Linked DNA regions of Homo sapiens: region 2 is linked to region 1. Evidence: read pairs that join two places in POLR2A ChIA-PET (ENCODE). Cell type or tissue: CD4-positive, alpha-beta T cell. All regions are shown on one strand. Each heading gives the region's core, and the rest is flanking DNA. Links, peaks and the distances in the headings are about the cores only. Region 1 holds the start of MIR4737 (microRNA 4737). Region 2 overlaps VMP1 (vacuole membrane protein 1).

Region 1 (8,330 bases), core at 1,569-6,568:
CTCTCTGTTCTCTACAGGTCAAGTAGTTATGGACGGTATCCTGAACATTCTAATTTTGTGTTATGAGAATCTGGGCCATGTTGGAATCCTGTGTTTTTGCTTTGGCAGGCAATCGTCCTGGTTAGGTTCAGTCACAAGTTCCCACCTGCCTCCTGCGGGTTGTGGTTCAATATCAATTAAGCTTCAGAGCCTTTGCCGCGCTGTTCAGATCCGCCCCGTGTGTGCGCCACCCAGTGGCGGGTACGAGACTGGACAGTGCCTTGTCCCACCGTTCAGTTCTCAAAGCCTTTGTTCAGATCCACACATGGAATGCCTGGGCATGAGCCCAGGAGTTCACATACAACTTTAGGGTATTGCCTTCTTGCGTTCCCTCCTCTCTGAAATCTCAACACTTTACAGTCTCAGGGGTCCCTCTTTCCGGTCCTCTGGCTAGAAAGTCAGGGTTTTAACTGTACTGCTCTGCCCTACAGTTTCTGTGACTGTCTGCCTCCACGGCCAAGCATGGAAGGTTGTGTAAAGAGAAAAAAGCCATGGGCATGACTCCCTTGCTGTTGGGACCATTCTTCCTCTGGCAGAGAGATGAGTTTCCTTCCCTTGAAGTTCTAGGCACCTGCCTGGCTGCCACTGCTGCAGTGAGATTGCCTAGGGGCTGGTGTGGGGAGAAAAGAGACAGCAAACACAGGATTTCCCCGCTTTTGCTGACCTATAGGGGTGCTTACCTCTCTCCTAAGGTCAGAAACAGAGGCTCAGAGCTCTTTCTATCTGCATCTGGTATGCAATTCCAGGTTTTGGTTCATCTTTGAGTCCAGGCCAGGAGACCCCAGAGGGGGAATAAAATGGCAGACTTACTGCCACTTTGGTGGTGTTTAGAGTTCTCTTTTCCTTCCCTGATCTTCCTGCTACCACCTTGTTTTCAGAGCTAGCTGCTCCATGCCTGTGGTCCAGGATTCATAGTAACATTCAGTGGGAAAGACAGGACGGAGTATGACTGGAATGAGAATGGGAGAAGAATTTTTATTTAAAAAACAAAAGCATGGATTTTTAAAGGTTGAAAAATGCACACTAATTGGGGGAGAAATTTCTCTTTCCCTCCACAGTGTGGTAGCTGTAAGCCTGATTCCTGGCTTGAATTTTTTTATTCACTTTTCCAGATGACCTTTAGAATCATTTTGTCCTTAAATTAGCCAGGTGTGGTGGCACACACCTGTAATCCCAGCTACTTGGGAGGCTGAGGCACAAGAATTGCTTGAACCCATGAGCAGAAGTTGCAGTGAGCCAAGATAATATGACTGCACTCCAGCCTGGGTGACAGAGTGAGATTCTGTCTCGAAAAAAAACATCATTTTGTCCTTTAAAAAATTCTAATTTTGATGGGAATTTTATGAAATGTATAGATTTGGAGGAAAGTAGCCTTTTAATAGATTGAGTCCTTCAGTCTAGTAATGATATATCTTCTCATTTAAAAAAATCTTCTTTTATGACCACTGGTAAAAGTTTTTATTTTTTTTCCTCAGAATCCTTGCATAAGCTTGGTTAAATTTATTCTCAGGTATTTTTATTATTAAAATTTTTATTAAAAATCAAATTGGTTATTGCTGATATATAGAAGAGCTACTGATTTGGCATGTTTACTTTGTAACCAGCTGCCTTACAGAACTTTTATTGGTTTTTTTACTTTCTGAATATTGGTTTAATTACTTTCTGAATTTTGGTTTTATTACTTTCTTGGTTTTCTGCACACAAGGATTTGTGAATCCAATCACTCAGACTGGTTTTCTGCAAATAATGATAATTTGGAACCTCTTTTTGAAAAAAAACTTTGAAAATTTTGATTTTTGGTTTATTGAATCACATTGGCCATTAAAATTTCTTGTACAGTATTAGGTAATATTGGTGATATCATTCTTGCTTGTCTTGGTTCTGAGTTTTAGGGAAGTCCCTATTAAGATAGGTATATTTCATTATGCTAATGAATTATCTTTTTGAATTCTTTTTTAAAAATAATTTTGATCAGAAAAGGATACTGCATTTCGTCACTCTTCCAGCATCCATAAAGATGACCATTTGTATTTTCTTATTTGACCCACTAATGTGATTGCATTTTATTAATAGGACTTTCCTGCATTCCTACAGCAAATCCTGGTTGGTCATGGTGGAGACTGTAAAGCAATCATTCTCAAGGAGGGGCTTTTTCACGCAGTATGCCTGGAGAGAGGCTGCACCACCACCGCGTTCCTCCCCGATGAGTCCAGTGAGCCACGGCTGCGGGCTACGGTGTTGTGGTGCTCGGGTGTGTTGGAAGGAAATGGTAATTGAATGAGTGCTCATTTTCCAAGACTTTGGCCCCACCCCTAATATAATGTCCATGTTCCTGGAGCTGAGGATGCCTTCAGCCTAGGCTTGAGGACTCAAGGTGTGTACTAGAACCAGACAGACATTCTCCAATATCCCACTCTAGGGATCTTACTCCAATGAGAAGCAGAGAAATGCTAGCCCCGGGAGAAGACCTAGGAAAAGTGTAACAAGAGGCACCATCTGTCACTGAGCCCCTCTCTCTATGCCAGGCTCCGAGCCAGGTGCTTTACATTATGGGAGCTACTCCTGAACAACTGTGTGAGATACTGGTATCCCTTTACAGATAAGTGGTCAAGTGACTGCCCAAGGGTGTAGTCATTAAGTAGAGGAGTTGCCCTTTAAAACCAGGAGTAATTCCTGAGCGTGTGCAAGCTGGAGATGTGATTCCTGAAGACTGGCTCGCAGAGATGGGTCATGAGGCAGAACCAAGACCTACTCCCCTACTTCCCTGTTCAGTTTGTGTGGCCTCTCCCACTTCTAGTCCCTTCTCTTTCCTGGGAGGGACCCATGGGGGCTAGACAGAGGGCTGTTCCTAGTAGGATAGAGAGGTCCTGCAGCAGCGCCTCTTCCTCACTGCTTATCTTTCTGATCCAGGTTCCCGAGGCATGCCAGCTAGCACCTGACCTACAAGATTCCAGCTGTTTAACTGCCATCACAAAGGCTCATGATGTGTTGACAGTATTTCTGCCTGCTGCTCTGAAAATTCAAGGAAATAAATACCTGACATTTATTGAATGCCAGAAGCTGTTCTAAGAACTTTCTATGTATTATCTATTTTAGTCATTATAATATCCTTATGAAATAGGCACTTTTATCCCCATTTTACAGATGAATAAAATAAGGCACAGAAGGGTTAAGCAACTTTCACAGGTAGAAAGCTGCACAGCCAGGATTTAAGCCCAAGCTCTTAACCACTGCACTACATCAATGCAGCAAAGGCTGAATGAACCAGAGTATTTGATTTACTTAGCTCTTATGCTGGAAAGATGGTGAGGCTTTTGCTCATGGTCTGTATTCAAGCACAAATACCAAAATCAAGGACACCTTTGCATTGGTGCTCCATAGGAGGTTTCCTTTTTTGTTGTTTAGAGAGAAGGTCTTACTCTGTTGCCCTGGCTGGAGTGCAGTGGTGCGATCACAGCTCACTGCAGCCTTGACCTCCAGAGCTCAAGCAATCCTCCACCTCAGCCTCCTGAGTAGCTGGGACTATAGGTGCGCACTTCCACACCCAGCTAATTTTTAATTTTTTTTTTTTTGTAGAGACCGTCTCCCTATATTGCCCAGGTTGGTCTAGAATTCCTAGGGCTCAAGTGATCCTCCCGCCTTGGCCTATTGGGATTACAGATATGAGCCATGGCACCCAACCTCAGAAGAGGCGCTTTTCTTGAGTTCTGGAAGGGGATAGGAATTAATGTTTTGTTTGTTTGTTTGTTTTTTACTCGTCACAGAAAAGGTTCAAAGAGTAAGATAAGCAACGTCTCATAATGCTGTAGTCTAATGGACAAGGGCCCTAGCCATCTGTGCCTGGATGACTCTTCCTCCCAATTTTTAAGTGTCAAAAGATAATTTAGAATCTGGCATTCTGCATTAGAAATCTGAACCAGTGGAGCTGTGTGCTGATTTTCATCAGCTTAAGTTGTCTTTATTGTCAGTGGCTTCCTTTCCCCACAGCAGCTTTATGGAGGCACGTGCCCAGGCATATGAGGAGCTTCTGTCCTTTAGTGTATGTACACCCACAATGCTGCAGAGAAGAGAATCAGCATACTGTTGGGACACAGCAGGTACCACTGCCTTCTGAAGTTTCTAGAGGTGCTATGCCTTCATTGTTTTCCTGCACATGAACATTAACATCCACATCAGGATCTGGAAACCTTTACAGAAGCTGAAGTTTTAAAAAGAAAATGAATGGGATTTTATTCAAGATAAGGAAAGGATAAGAGTGAATCATCAAATGAAACCATGAGGCCACTTCACAAATATTTTATCAAAAAACTCACCTGAGAAAACTCAAAGAATCACAGTAATAAGCTGTCTATGCCATATTTTTTTTTTCCTTTTTTGAAAATGCCAAGAAGCTACTACTAAGAATGTATTCAAGAGACGGAAGTTCCAAGATTCATCACAGGGTCAGGTGGGCTCAACTTAGTTTCCTGGGCCCTCTATAACACTTCATGTTCAGAATTGTCTCCAAATAAAAGCAATTTAAGGGAACATTCAATATGGGTGTCTTTGCTGTGCTTGCAGTCTTAATTCTGTGGACACTGATATTCTATCAATGGAAAATTGAGCCTTTAGTGAACTTGAATACCCTGTTCCCCAATCACTGCCCAGAGAGCAGTTTCTGAGCAGCCAACATGTCAGAGGCAGGAAAACAGCAGCTAAAAGGCAAAGGAGAAAAATGGAAGACACCTGCCTTTACACGTGTATTTTAAGCTAAATAACCATGATAAAATATCACCAACACCCATTTTTTGTAACTTCTTAATTGTCCCACATCAAAGATAAGTATGGACAACTGTAATTGGTTCTTATATATCCCTAAATTCCTAATTGAAATCAATTCCAATAAATCGTTGGTGCTCAGTAGAAAAATGCAAAATTTAAATATATATATTCAGTAGAAGTTACCTTCATAACTTGTGGGGCATTATCAAAATATAATTGGAAACCCCTCTTTGTAACCAACTAACCAAATGATCTTTTCTTAAAGGCACAAATTAAAAGGTGGCAAAACAACCATATATTTAGTGTGTGGGATCACATTCTCCTAAAGAGCATCAGGAAATGTAGGTAGAAGTCAATGTTGTAGCCTAGGTTAGAAGGCCCTGCTTGCTGGGAGTTAACTCTGGTTATTGGATTGTGGGGAGGTGTGGCAGGGAAGGTGGTCAGGGGAACACGGGCACTCCAGAAGCTCGGAGCAGCAGCTCATCAGCTGTGAGGCACCGTCAGCATCCTTGCGTCCTGTGTGGCTGTGAGGCACTGTCAGCATCCTCGCGTCCTGTGCGGCTGTGAGGCACTGTCAGCATCCTCGCGTCCTGTGCGGCTGTGAGGCACTGTCAGCATCCTCGCGTCCTGTGCGGCTGTGAGGCACTGTCAGCATCCTCGCGTCCTGTGCGGCTGTGAGGCACTGTCAGCATCCTCGCGTCCTGTGCGGCTGTGAGGCACCGTCAGCATCCTCGCGTCCTGTGCGGCTGTGAGGCACTGTCAGCATCCTCGCGTCCTGTGCGGCTGTGAGGCACTGTCAGCATCCTCGCGTCCTGTGCGGCTGTGAGGCACTGTCAGCATCCTCGCGTCCTGTGTGGCTGTGAGGCACCGTCAGCATCCTCGCGTCCTGTGCGGCTGTGAGGCACCGTCAGCATCCTCGCGTCCTGTGTGGCTGTGAGGCACCGTCAGCATCCTCGCGTCCTGTGTGGCTGTGAGGCACCGTCAGCATCCTCGGTCCTGTGCGGCTGTGAGGCACCGTCAGCATCCTCGCGTCCTGTGTGGCTGTGAGGCACCGTCAGCATCCTCGGTCCTGTGCGGCTGTGAGGCACCGTCAGCATCCTCGCGTCCTGTGTGGCTGTGAGGCACTGTCAGCATCCTCGCGTCCTGTGTGGCTGTGAGGCACCGTCAGCATCCTCGCGTCCTGTGTGGCTGTGAGGCACCGTCAGCATCCTCGGTCCTGTGCGGCTGTGAGGCACTGTCAGCATCCTCGCATCCTGTGCAGCTGGGCCAGGACAAACTGGCTGAACTGCAGCTCTGCTTGCAGCTTGCTAGAAATACAACTTGGTAACAACAGGAGATTGTGGACACACTATTTTTCGTTAGTTTATTACAAAACTACAGATACAATACACAAAATTCTAATTCCGAAATCCTTCTACATTTTTTTTTTCTGAGACTAAATGCCCTCAAAGCCCGTCTGCTTGGCCTGTATTACAACCTGACTCCTCGGCTCCTGGATGCACAGGTCAGATGTTCCAACAACCCTGACCATGGCCAGTGCTATGGAGTCACTCCAAAGGTGGTTGAGCCCTCTGTGAAAATTTAAATGGCTGCTAAGTCATTCTAAATAAATAGTGAACGGATTGTTTCTGCCCCTAAGATGAAATCCCACAGATCTTATGCTCAAGCTCAGGTCTTCCTACTGCCGCCTTCGACATCTAGAAAGTATGGTGGGATCTTCACTGATTTGTTAACCCTGGGAGTGCCCCTTGTGATCCAGATGAGTCAAAACAAACGGCCAGGATCTCTTCTAAAAAGCCCATGATGGCCCTTCTGGCTGTGTCTCCAGTTGGTGCCTGGATGCTGCCCATGTGTTTAAGGGCCATTCTGACCATCTGGTCTCTTTCCTGTGGGCTGTGGGGTGCTCCAGTGTCATCTCCCTCTGCTCCTGATTTTAAAAACTGTAGAATATAGGACTGGACCATATTCCCACTCAGTTCAAGGGTTTCTTTCATACAAGGGAGGTCCGAGGCACTGGCCAAGCTCAAGAGGTGAATCAGTGCCTGGCAGATTTGGGTCCGTAGGCTGACACAGTACTTGAATTCCAAAAAGTCTATGGTGTCTTCACTCTTCTGTAAAGCGGTGACCAATGCATTCCAGATCCGAGCATACTGGTCAACAGACCCGTACTGCTCTCTCTTCCCCGGGACGGAAAGGGCAGCTGCAGATCTGATGCGCACTTTGAAGTTCTTGCATGATGTCACGACCGATGTCAGGGCATTGTAGGCCTGGGAGGTCCATGGGGCTGTCCCTAGAAAGAATCCACAGTCACTAAAACAAATGCAGGCTTAGAACTAGGTGGGGTGAGAGGGAGAGGGGTGGAAGGAAGCTTAAACACTAGTGCTCAAGACACTCATTTTATGTGTTCACTTCATTCTCACAATCATCCTGTAAGACAAGGGTGGTGACTGACTGTAGGATCCTAGGTAAGTGGCCAGGTGCCAATCCCCAAACCTCCCTCTTTCCCTACCTCAGCCTGCCACACGCTTAGAGCCTCTGCTACCCAATATAAAGCCTTTGGTGACTCAGAAAAAGGCTTCTTCTCTGGGAGGATTCTGTCCCGTTGGGGTATGGCTTTGTGGGCAGAGCGTGGACTGAACTGCAACCCCACCTATCCTCTCAGCTGGGCACTTCTGAGCTGTGTGCAAGCCACACACTGCATGCTCACCTGCAACAGCATCCAGACACTGCTCTGGCCATAGCCAGTCATGCATTTTATTGCAAAGAAAAAGAAAACTTACAATTTCAAGAATAAGATGCCCAGATTTCTATCTTTTCTCCACACCTGTAGGCCCTAGGAAATCAGCCTGCTTTCCTCCTTACCAGAGCTACTGCTACCCACTCCACTTTGGGGTGTCCTTACTCAAGATGGGTGACAGAGTAGAATGCAGCTTCTCTTAACTCTCCCAGCCCTTCCTGGCTTCTCTGTTGCCTCTGAAGACCGGCAAGCAGGCCCTTTCCATTTGGTGGATGCCAGTGCCATTGACAATGGGCCACTGCTAGAGCTATGAGACACTCACAATCCGACCCGTCAGAGTCCTTTATCAGTTTCTAGCTCCCTTTTCTTATGTGGCTCTTGATAGCTCTGCTACTGGATGCTTTCTAGTTCTCAAACTTCCTGCCTCTTTGGAGCTTCCCTTTCCCTCCAAGTCATGCAGGTAAACTTCTCTCTCTAGTAGGCTGAGGGCAAGGGCCATACAGGAAGGCTGGTAGGAGCCAACCACCACTGAGGTGCCCTGGTTTCAAGGACTTCTTGGCTCTCCAGAAGGCGGATAACCACCTCAATGGGCTCCAACCCAAAAGGTCACCCTTAGGTGACTTCCTCAATGGAAGAAGCCGGGAAGCTACCTTACATACTCCCAGCTGACTGGTCTGCCTGGACGCTCTGGGCAATAAAGGGGAGCAGAGCCAGACTCCCCTCACTTGATGTGTGCTCTCCTCTCCAGGAACACATCCTTAGGTCTCAGATCTGAGAGAGAGAGATGCAATAA
Region 2 (8,330 bases), core at 1,323-6,322, 270 kb before region 1:
AGAGTTATATAAAATATATATAAATATTAGATTGGTAATATATAGTTATATATAAATATTAGATTGGTAAATGTCATATGTCTTACTTTTTTTAATTTAAAATTTTACTTTTATTTATTTGGCAAATAAAAATTGTGTGTGTGTATATGTATGTATGCATTTATTTATTTATATATTTATTTACTGAGACAGGGCCTTGCTCTGTTGCCCAGGCTGGAGTGCAATGGCGCCATCTCGGCTCATTGCAGCTTCAACCTCCTGGGCTCAAGTGATCCTCCCGTATGTCTTACTTTTAGATTAAAATACTGTGCTCTGGCTGGGCCTGGTGGCCATCCCTGTAATCTCAGCACTTTGGGCGGCCAAGGCAGGCAGATCACTTGAGGCCAGGAGTTCGAGATCAGCCTGGTCAACATGGTGAAACCCTGCCTCTACTAAAAATACACAGATTAGCCGGGCGTGGTGGCGCATACCTGTCATCTCAGCTACTGGGGATGCTGAGGCATGAGAATTGCTTGAACCCAGGAAGTAGGGGTTGCAGTGAACCGAGACCCGCCACCGCTCTCCAGCCTGGGCTACAGAGCGAGACTACATCTCAACAACAACAAGAAAATATTATGTTCTTAGAGAACTCATTTCATTTTCTGAGTTATTATAATGCTAACTAAAGTAAGGTCAGACATTTCTTAATATAAACCAAGCCTTATTATAGTGAACGTATCAGGCTGTATGATCGTATATGGCAATTTTACTTTCAGTTGTTCCAGTTATTCTTTTTGTGGTTTGCTTAAGTTTATTTTACAAAATTCTTTGGACAGCATGTTAAGTGGCAGATGGATTCTAATCCACACAATTTTTTTTGTGTGCCTAAATTTTTTTTTTTGCTTTTTTTTTGAGACAGTCTTGCTCTGTCGCCCGGGCTAAAGTGTGGTAGCGCAATCTCGGCTCACTGCAACCTCTGTCTCCCAGGTTCAAGCAATTCTCCTGCCTCAGCCTCCCCAGTAGCTGGGATTACAGGCACCCGCCACCACGCTCGGCTGATTTTTTTGTATTTTTAGTAGAGACGGGATTTCTCCATGTTGGGCAGGCTGGTCTCGAACTCCTGACTTCAGGTGATCCACCAGGCGTGAGCCACCTCACCCAGCCCTGTATGCCTAAATTTATTCAGGCATCCGTAGGAATAATTCATGGGTTAAAGATTTCTTTTACCATTTGAGGTTTTTTTTTTTTTAACTCATTGGGATTTGTTATGTTCCTGTAATTTTTTCCCACTAACAATTTCTTAGGAAATTAAAGATTATGGAACAGATCACTTACAAATCTTAACTCATTAAAATGAGCATGAATACCATACCCTCAGGAGAAGCAGAGTTTTGAAACACAGTTAAGTGTTAGCAATTGTGTTCTGCTTTAAAAGAATTATAAAGGAAATACCATCATGTTGAATTTGTTGAATATGAAAGACAGGAAAAATTGTCATGTTTCCTGTTGCTCTTTTATAAACACTGGAAACAAATTTATTATACTAGTTGCATATGCTTTATAAATTTGATGACATTAGTCTTTTGATGAAAAAAATGTTAGAATAACAGAAGATACTTGGAACATGCTAGAAAAGGGACTTTGTATGTAAATTTGTCTTTTTTTCTTAATATTATACTTTTGTTCTTCAAAAATTATTTACATTGCTGGATTAACCTTAAGGCCAACAAATGAAAACCACTATCTCGGCTGGCTGTGATAACTGCCTCCTCCAAATTTCTGTAGTATATATTGTCTGTAGTGCTTATTAGGCCTGGCTTTACACATGCTTTAAATTAGTTAATTTGGCTGGTATGGTGGCTTTCTTCCCCAAATAATATTTAGGATCCTAAAAAATATTAAATATACCTTAAAAGTATTAGCATCATAGTAATCAGCATTAAGTTTTGCACATAGGGCTGGGCATGGTGGCTCACTCCTATAATCCTAGCACTATGGGAGGCCGAGGTAGGTGGATTTGAGACCAGCCTGGCCAACATGGTGAAACCCCATCTCTACTAAAAATACAAAAAATTAGCTGGGCATGGTGGCTCACACCTGTATTCTCAGTGACTTGGGAGGCTGAGGTAGGAGAATCACTTCAACCCGGGAGGCAGAGGTTGCAGTGAGCCAAGATTGCACCTCTGCACTTCAGCCTGTGCAACACAGCGAGACTCCATCTCAAAAAAAAAATTAATTAATTTTTTTGAAAAAGTTTTCCATGTAGTATAGGAATGTCAATAAATACTGATTAATAGGTCAAATGTTTGCTCTTCTTTCCTTCTTTGTAACTGTCTCGTTATATTAAAAATACAGCACACACTAAGTTATGTTTAAATTTGTTAATATTGTTCTCAACATTTACAAGGACAGTCTTCAACAAATGGTGCTGGGGACTGGGTGTAGTGGCTCACACCTGTAATCCCAGCACTTTGGGAGGCCAAGGCAGGTGGATCACCTGAGGTCAGGAGTTCGAGACCAGCCGGACCAACATGGTGAAACCCCATCTCTACTGAAAATATAAAACTTAGCTGGGCATGGTGGTGGGTGCCTGTAGTCACTGCTACTCGGGATGCTGAGGCAGGAGAATCGCTTGAACCCAGGAGGTGGAGGTTGCAGTGAGCTGAGATCACACCATTGCACTCCAGCCTGGGCGACAGAGCAACTCTCCATCTCAAAGAAAAAAAAACAAGGGGGATGCTGTAAAAACTGAATATCCACATGCAAAAGAATGAAGTTGGACCCTTACCTTACACCATATATAAGAATTAATTCACCGGGCGCGGTGGCTCACGCCTGTAATCTCAGCACTTTGGGAGGCCAAGGCAGGCAGAGCATGAGGTCAGAAGTTCAAGACCAGCCTGGCCAAGATAGTGAAATGCTGTCTGTACTAAAAATACAAAAAAAAAATTAGCTGGGCATGATGACAGGCCCCTGTAGTCCCAGCTACTTGGGAGCCTGAGGCAGGCGGCTCACTTGAGGTCAGGTGTTCAAGACCAGCCTGGCCAACGTGGTGAAAGTTCATCTCTACCAAAAATACAAAAATTATCCGGGTGTAGTGGCGCAGGTCTGTAATCCCAGCTACTCAGGACGCTGAGGTGGGAGAATTGCTTGAACCCGGGAGGCAGAGGTTGCAGTGAGCCAAGATTGTGCCACTGCACTTCAGCCTGGGCAACAGGGTGAGACTCTGTCTCCAAAAAAATATAAATAAATAAATAAAATGAAAACTTTTTTTTTTTTTTTTTAAAGACAGAGTTTCGCTCTTGTTGCCCAGGGTGGAGTGCAATGGCACAATCTCACTCACTGCAACCTCCGCCTCCCAGGTTCAAGTGATTCTGACTCAGCCTCCTGAGTAGCTAGGATTACAGGCATGCGCCACCATGCCCAGCTAATTTTTTTGTATTTTTAGTAGAGACAGGGTTTCTTGGTGAAAAAGATAGATTTTTTTAATTCCTGCTCTCCAGATTTTTATCATTAAACTTACATTTCTTAATATAAAAGCACCTTGCTGCAGATTTGCTTGTGAGTTCACTTGACAAAATGTTTTTTCCCTACCTCACCTGACAAAACTTTTTAAAAGTACAAATTCAGAATTTTTGTCTTTGAATAAATCTTTGAATGAATCTTTGAATAAAATTAGCACTCCAAGAAGATGCTGTGTTATCAGTTGGTTTGCATATTTTGTGCATATTAAACTCTTCTCTAGTTTAAGAAGGATTTAAGGGTAATAAATTTGTATGTAGTAGATGGTTTGGAGGAGAGCTTTCTGAATTATTGCTTGACTGTACATACCACTTATTTTGCAGTAAGGAAGCCAGTCATTCTCTCTCCTTAATTAAACTTAGGCTGACAGTTTTCAGTGTTCCACAATTTATGTTTTGTTTTGAATATAAACAAATGTAAAGAATTTTGTATCTTATACAAATATATATTTGAATTTTATAGAGAATCATAAAATTGTAAGGATTATGAAATGATGAGACTTCAGTATCTAATTTGAGATAAATAAATGTCTGTGTCTAGGGTATAATGTGTTTTGGGACACCTGCCTGGATGACTAAATTCCCTTGTTATTTATTTGCATAATAAGAGAGTACTGACTCATGATTCCCATTGTTTCTTGCTAATATGGGAAAACACTAGGAGAATTAAACTAAAATATAACAGTAAATATAGTCAACTACGTATAAGACAGTATACAGCCCTTGATTTCATTTCAGTCCATTATGTTACTTCCTTCTTAACTTTTAGGAAATTTGTCATGAGCTTCAATCACATGATTGCTTTAAGAACTGTTGAACATTTGACTTAACATTTGAACTTAGGAGAAGTTCATGTTTTGAGTAAGATGTTACACTTTCTGTCCTACTTTTTTCTATGGAAGATTTTCCAAAGGTGCAGAGAATTATAAAATGAATTTAATATACTCTCACTCAAGTTCAGCTAGTATTAACTAATAGTTTATATTGTTGTATCTATACCCTTTCTCATTCTCTTCTCAATTATCTTGAAGCTGATCCCAGATATCATAATACACATCATCTGTAAATATATCAGCCTTGGGGCCTAAAATGCATTATCACACCTAAAAGAAACTGTAGTAGTCTCTTAAAATTCATTATCCAATTAGTGTTCAAATTTTTCTGATTACGTTTATTTCTTTTTTTTTTTTTCTGAGGTGGGATCTTGCACTGTCACCCAGGCTGGAGTGCAATGGCACAATCTCATTTCACTGCAACCTCCTCTCGTATTCCCACAATTCTCCTGCCTCAGCCTCCCGAGTAGCTGGGATTATAGGCGCACACCACCATACCCGGCTAATTTTTTGTATTTTTAGTAGACATGGGGTTTCACAATGTTGGTCAGACTGGTCTCAAACTCCTTACCTAGTGATCCTCCTGCCTCAGTCTCCCAAAGTGCTGGGATTTTATTTCTTTTCACATTTATGCTGAAGAAACTGTTAAATAATTTCCCATGGTCTGAATTTTACTGACTAAATTCTAATTAGTATAATTTAAGCATGTTGCTCTGTTCCTTGTGTTTCCTTTGAGTTGATAAATTGTGTTTTTTTTTTTTGTAAATAGGAATACACTCCATAGCCTTGTGTATTTCTATCACGAGATACAATGTCTGTTTGTCCTTCCTTTTTGTGATATTAGCACCATGGATGATTTTTTATTATATATGTCCATTATTTTATTAGAGGTTATAAAATATTAGTATCCCAGTTACATTACACCTTTTTTTTTTTTGAATTATTAACTGGAGACAGGGTCTCACTCTGTCACCAGGCTGGAGTGCAGTGGCACAATCACAGCTCACTGCAGCCTTGACCTCCCAGGCTTAAACAATCCTCCCACCTCAGCCTCCTGAATAGCTGGGACTAAAGGCACAAGCTACCATGCCAAGCTAATTTTTTGTAGAGGCAGGGTTTTGCTGTGTTGCCCAGGCCGGTTTTAAACTGCTGGGATTACAGGCATGAGCCACTGTACTGGGTCTGAAATAATACTTTGATGAAGGAAAACTTTTCCTTGTCACTAATTTAGTTACCCCGAGATATAGTTTATATCAGAAAAAGATAAATACTTGATCTTTATTATACCAGTTTTTAAAATAATAAGTTGGTTCTCTAGCATCCTCCAAAGTTGGCCAACATTACAGTGTTTTTTGGTTTTTTTGGTTTTTTTTTTTTTTTTTTTGAGACAGAGTCTCACCTGTCACCCAAGCTGGAGTGTAGTAGCATGATCACAGCTCATGGCAGCCTTGACCTCCTGGGCCCAGGTGATCCTCCTACCTCAGCCTCCCAAGTAACTGGGACCACAAGTGCATAATTTTTTGTAGAGACAGCCTCATTATGTTGCCCAGGCTGTTCTTGAGCTCATGTACATAAGCAATACACCTGCCTCAGCCTCCCAAAGTTCTGGGATGATAGGTGCGAGCCATGACGTCTGACCAACTTTTCTTATTTAGCAATATATATGATTTGGTTTTTGCCTATATCCATGTATATATGTCTCTCCTGCCTTCTCTGTCTGTTTTTTGACTAAATGTAGGCTTAATCTTTTGGCAGTTAAGTATTCTTTTTCTCTTTTTTCTTTTTTTTTGGAGATAGAGTCTCGCTTTGTCACCCATAAGCTTGCTGCAACCTCTACCTCCCAGGTTCAAGCAGTTCTCATGCCTCAGCCTCCCAGGTAGCTGGGACTACAGTCACGCACCACCATGCCCAGCTAATTTTTTGTATTTTAGTAGAGTTGGGGTTTCGCCATGTTGCCGAGGCTGGTCTCAAACTCCTGAGCTCAGGCAGTTCACCCACCTCGGCCTCCCAAAGTGCTGGGATTCCAGGCGTGAGCCACTGTGCCTGGACTCTTTTTCAAAATTCTTGTTTCAAGTATGGATAATGTAGTTACACGTGGAAATTGTTGGTTCCACCCATTGTGAATACAAAATATTTGAATTTGATTTGGTCCCTTGGGAATTCTTTTCAGAGCATTTGGAGGCAGAACCATAAGACAGAGCAAACTGAAATGCTTAACATTGCTTTTTAAGAACTAGCAGAGCTTGGCTGGGCGTGGTGGCTCACACCTGTAATCCCAGCACTTTGGGAGGCCGAGGCGGGTGAATCACCTAAAGTCAGGAGTTCGAGACCAGCCTGGCCAACATAGTGAAACTCTGACTCTACTAAAAATACAAAAATTAGCCAGACGTGGTGGCACACACCTGTAGTCCCAGCTAGTAGGGAGGCTGAGGCAGGAGAATTGCTTGAACTTGGGAGGCAGAGGTTGTGGTGAGCCGAGATCGTGCCATTGCACTCCAGCCTTCGTGACAGAGTGAGACTTCATCTCAAAAAAAAAAAGAAAAAGAAAACTTATTCATCCTAATGTTTAGTTTTCAAAGGGCTTTCTGACTACAATTTGTTAAAAGTTTTAACTCAACAGAAGAAAAGTTGTATTTAAATTAAAGCAACTTCTGAAGTTCCAGAGGATTTCCTAGAGAATTTTTATCTAACACATATACTGGTGAATTCTTTTTTTTTTTTTTTTTTTTTTTTTTTTTTGAGACAGAGTCTTGCTCTGTTGCCAGGCTGGAGTGTAGTGGTGCGATCTCAGCTCCCTGCAACCTCCGCCTCCCAGGTTCAAGCAATTTTCCTGCCTCAGCCTCCAGAGTATCTGGGACTGCAAGTGCGTGCCACCACACTCAGCTAATTTTTGTATTTTTAGTAGAGATGGGGTTTCACCCTATTGGCCAGGATGGTCTCGATCTCTTGACCTCGGGATCCGCCCGCCTCGCCCTCCCAAAGTGCTGGGATTACAGGCGTGAGCCACCATGCCCAGCCACTGGTGAATTCTTATTACCAGATCATTTAGATATCAGAAGCGGTGGGGGGGGGCAAATGATAAAAATAACAGAGTCTAAGTAGAGATTCTAGAGAACTAAAATTTACTTAGTGTCTACAATGAGCCAGGTGTTGTCTCAAGATTTTTTTTTTTTTCATAGACAGGAATCTCAGAATGTTGCCCAGGCTGGCCTCAAACTCCTGGGCTCAGGTGATCTTCCTGCCTCAGCATCCTGAGTAGCTATGGCTACAGGTGCGTGCCCACTGTGCCTGGCTTGTCTTAAGGGTTTTATGTGATGCTTGCCAAGCATCAGATAGGTCAGAATTAGAGCCAGGATTCAAACTTTTATTATTTTGATTATGTAGCATATGCTTTCCCCCAATATATTGCATCTCAAAATGCTTCTGGTGATATAGAAGAGTATGGGTTTGATCTATTAAGTGTCACTGTTGATAACAGAACCTCATTGTAAGTATTTTGGTTTTTCACCTAGGGTATCGGTACAGCAATCGGAGAGCTGCCTCCATATTTCATGGCCAGAGCAGCTCGCCTCTCAGGTGCTGAACCAGATGATGAAGAGTATCAGGAATTTGAAGAGATGCTGGAACATGCAGAGTCTGCACAAGTAAGAACAGTGGGGATAGAAAATAGAACACTTTACTTCTTCCTAAAGAGGCTATTAAGGTAAAATTGTTAGTAGTTACTCTGAAGAAGAAAACTGCTAAAGTAAAAAAAAAAAAAAGAAAGAAAAATATTGCTTGAGATAGAATATTTAGAAAGGTCAAAATATAAAAGATAATCTTGATCTTAGAATAGAAAAATGCAATAAGACAACTCTTAATACACTAAAACACCTTGTCAGAAACCAGGGTAAATTAATGTTGCCAATGATGTTAAGGAGCTGAAACTTACTTTCTCCATTATTTGTTTAGAGGTATTACCAAGCAGACTGCTGCTCTGAGTCCAAAATAATAGAAC

What was found. ChIA-PET counts read pairs that join two places held together with the same protein. Peaks named below come from ENCODE experiments on the same cell type or tissue, not always from the same donor. Only the 100,000 strongest peaks of a DNase experiment are listed, where the experiment ranks them.
Region 2: POLR2A ChIA-PET joins it to region 1 with 5 read pairs; 2 of 35 experiments call an interaction of 5 or more read pairs at or near these places.

What each region holds. Positions count from the first base shown.
Region 1 is chr17:60,037,045-60,045,374 of GRCh38, forward strand. HEATR6 (HEAT repeat containing 6) reads right to left here. Exons shown (of 20, transcript NM_022070.5): 20 at 3,964-7,090. The coding sequence ends at 6,519. It overlaps MIR4737 (microRNA 4737), which reads right to left and starts at 6,061; the gene lies at 5,981-6,061. RefSeq lists enhancers at 1-106, 2,824-3,118. In CD4-positive, alpha-beta T cell, for the core only: no CTCF peak of the experiment used is centred there; no DNase peak of the experiment used is centred there.
Region 2 is chr17:59,765,909-59,774,238 of GRCh38, forward strand. VMP1 (vacuole membrane protein 1) reads left to right here. Exons shown (of 12, transcript NM_030938.5): 7 at 7,846-7,977. Among named protein-coding and RNA genes, the nearest start is that of VMP1, 62 kb to the left of the region's middle. RefSeq lists an enhancer at 2,408-2,909. In CD4-positive, alpha-beta T cell, for the core only: no CTCF peak of the experiment used is centred there; a DNase peak (open chromatin) is centred at 3,333.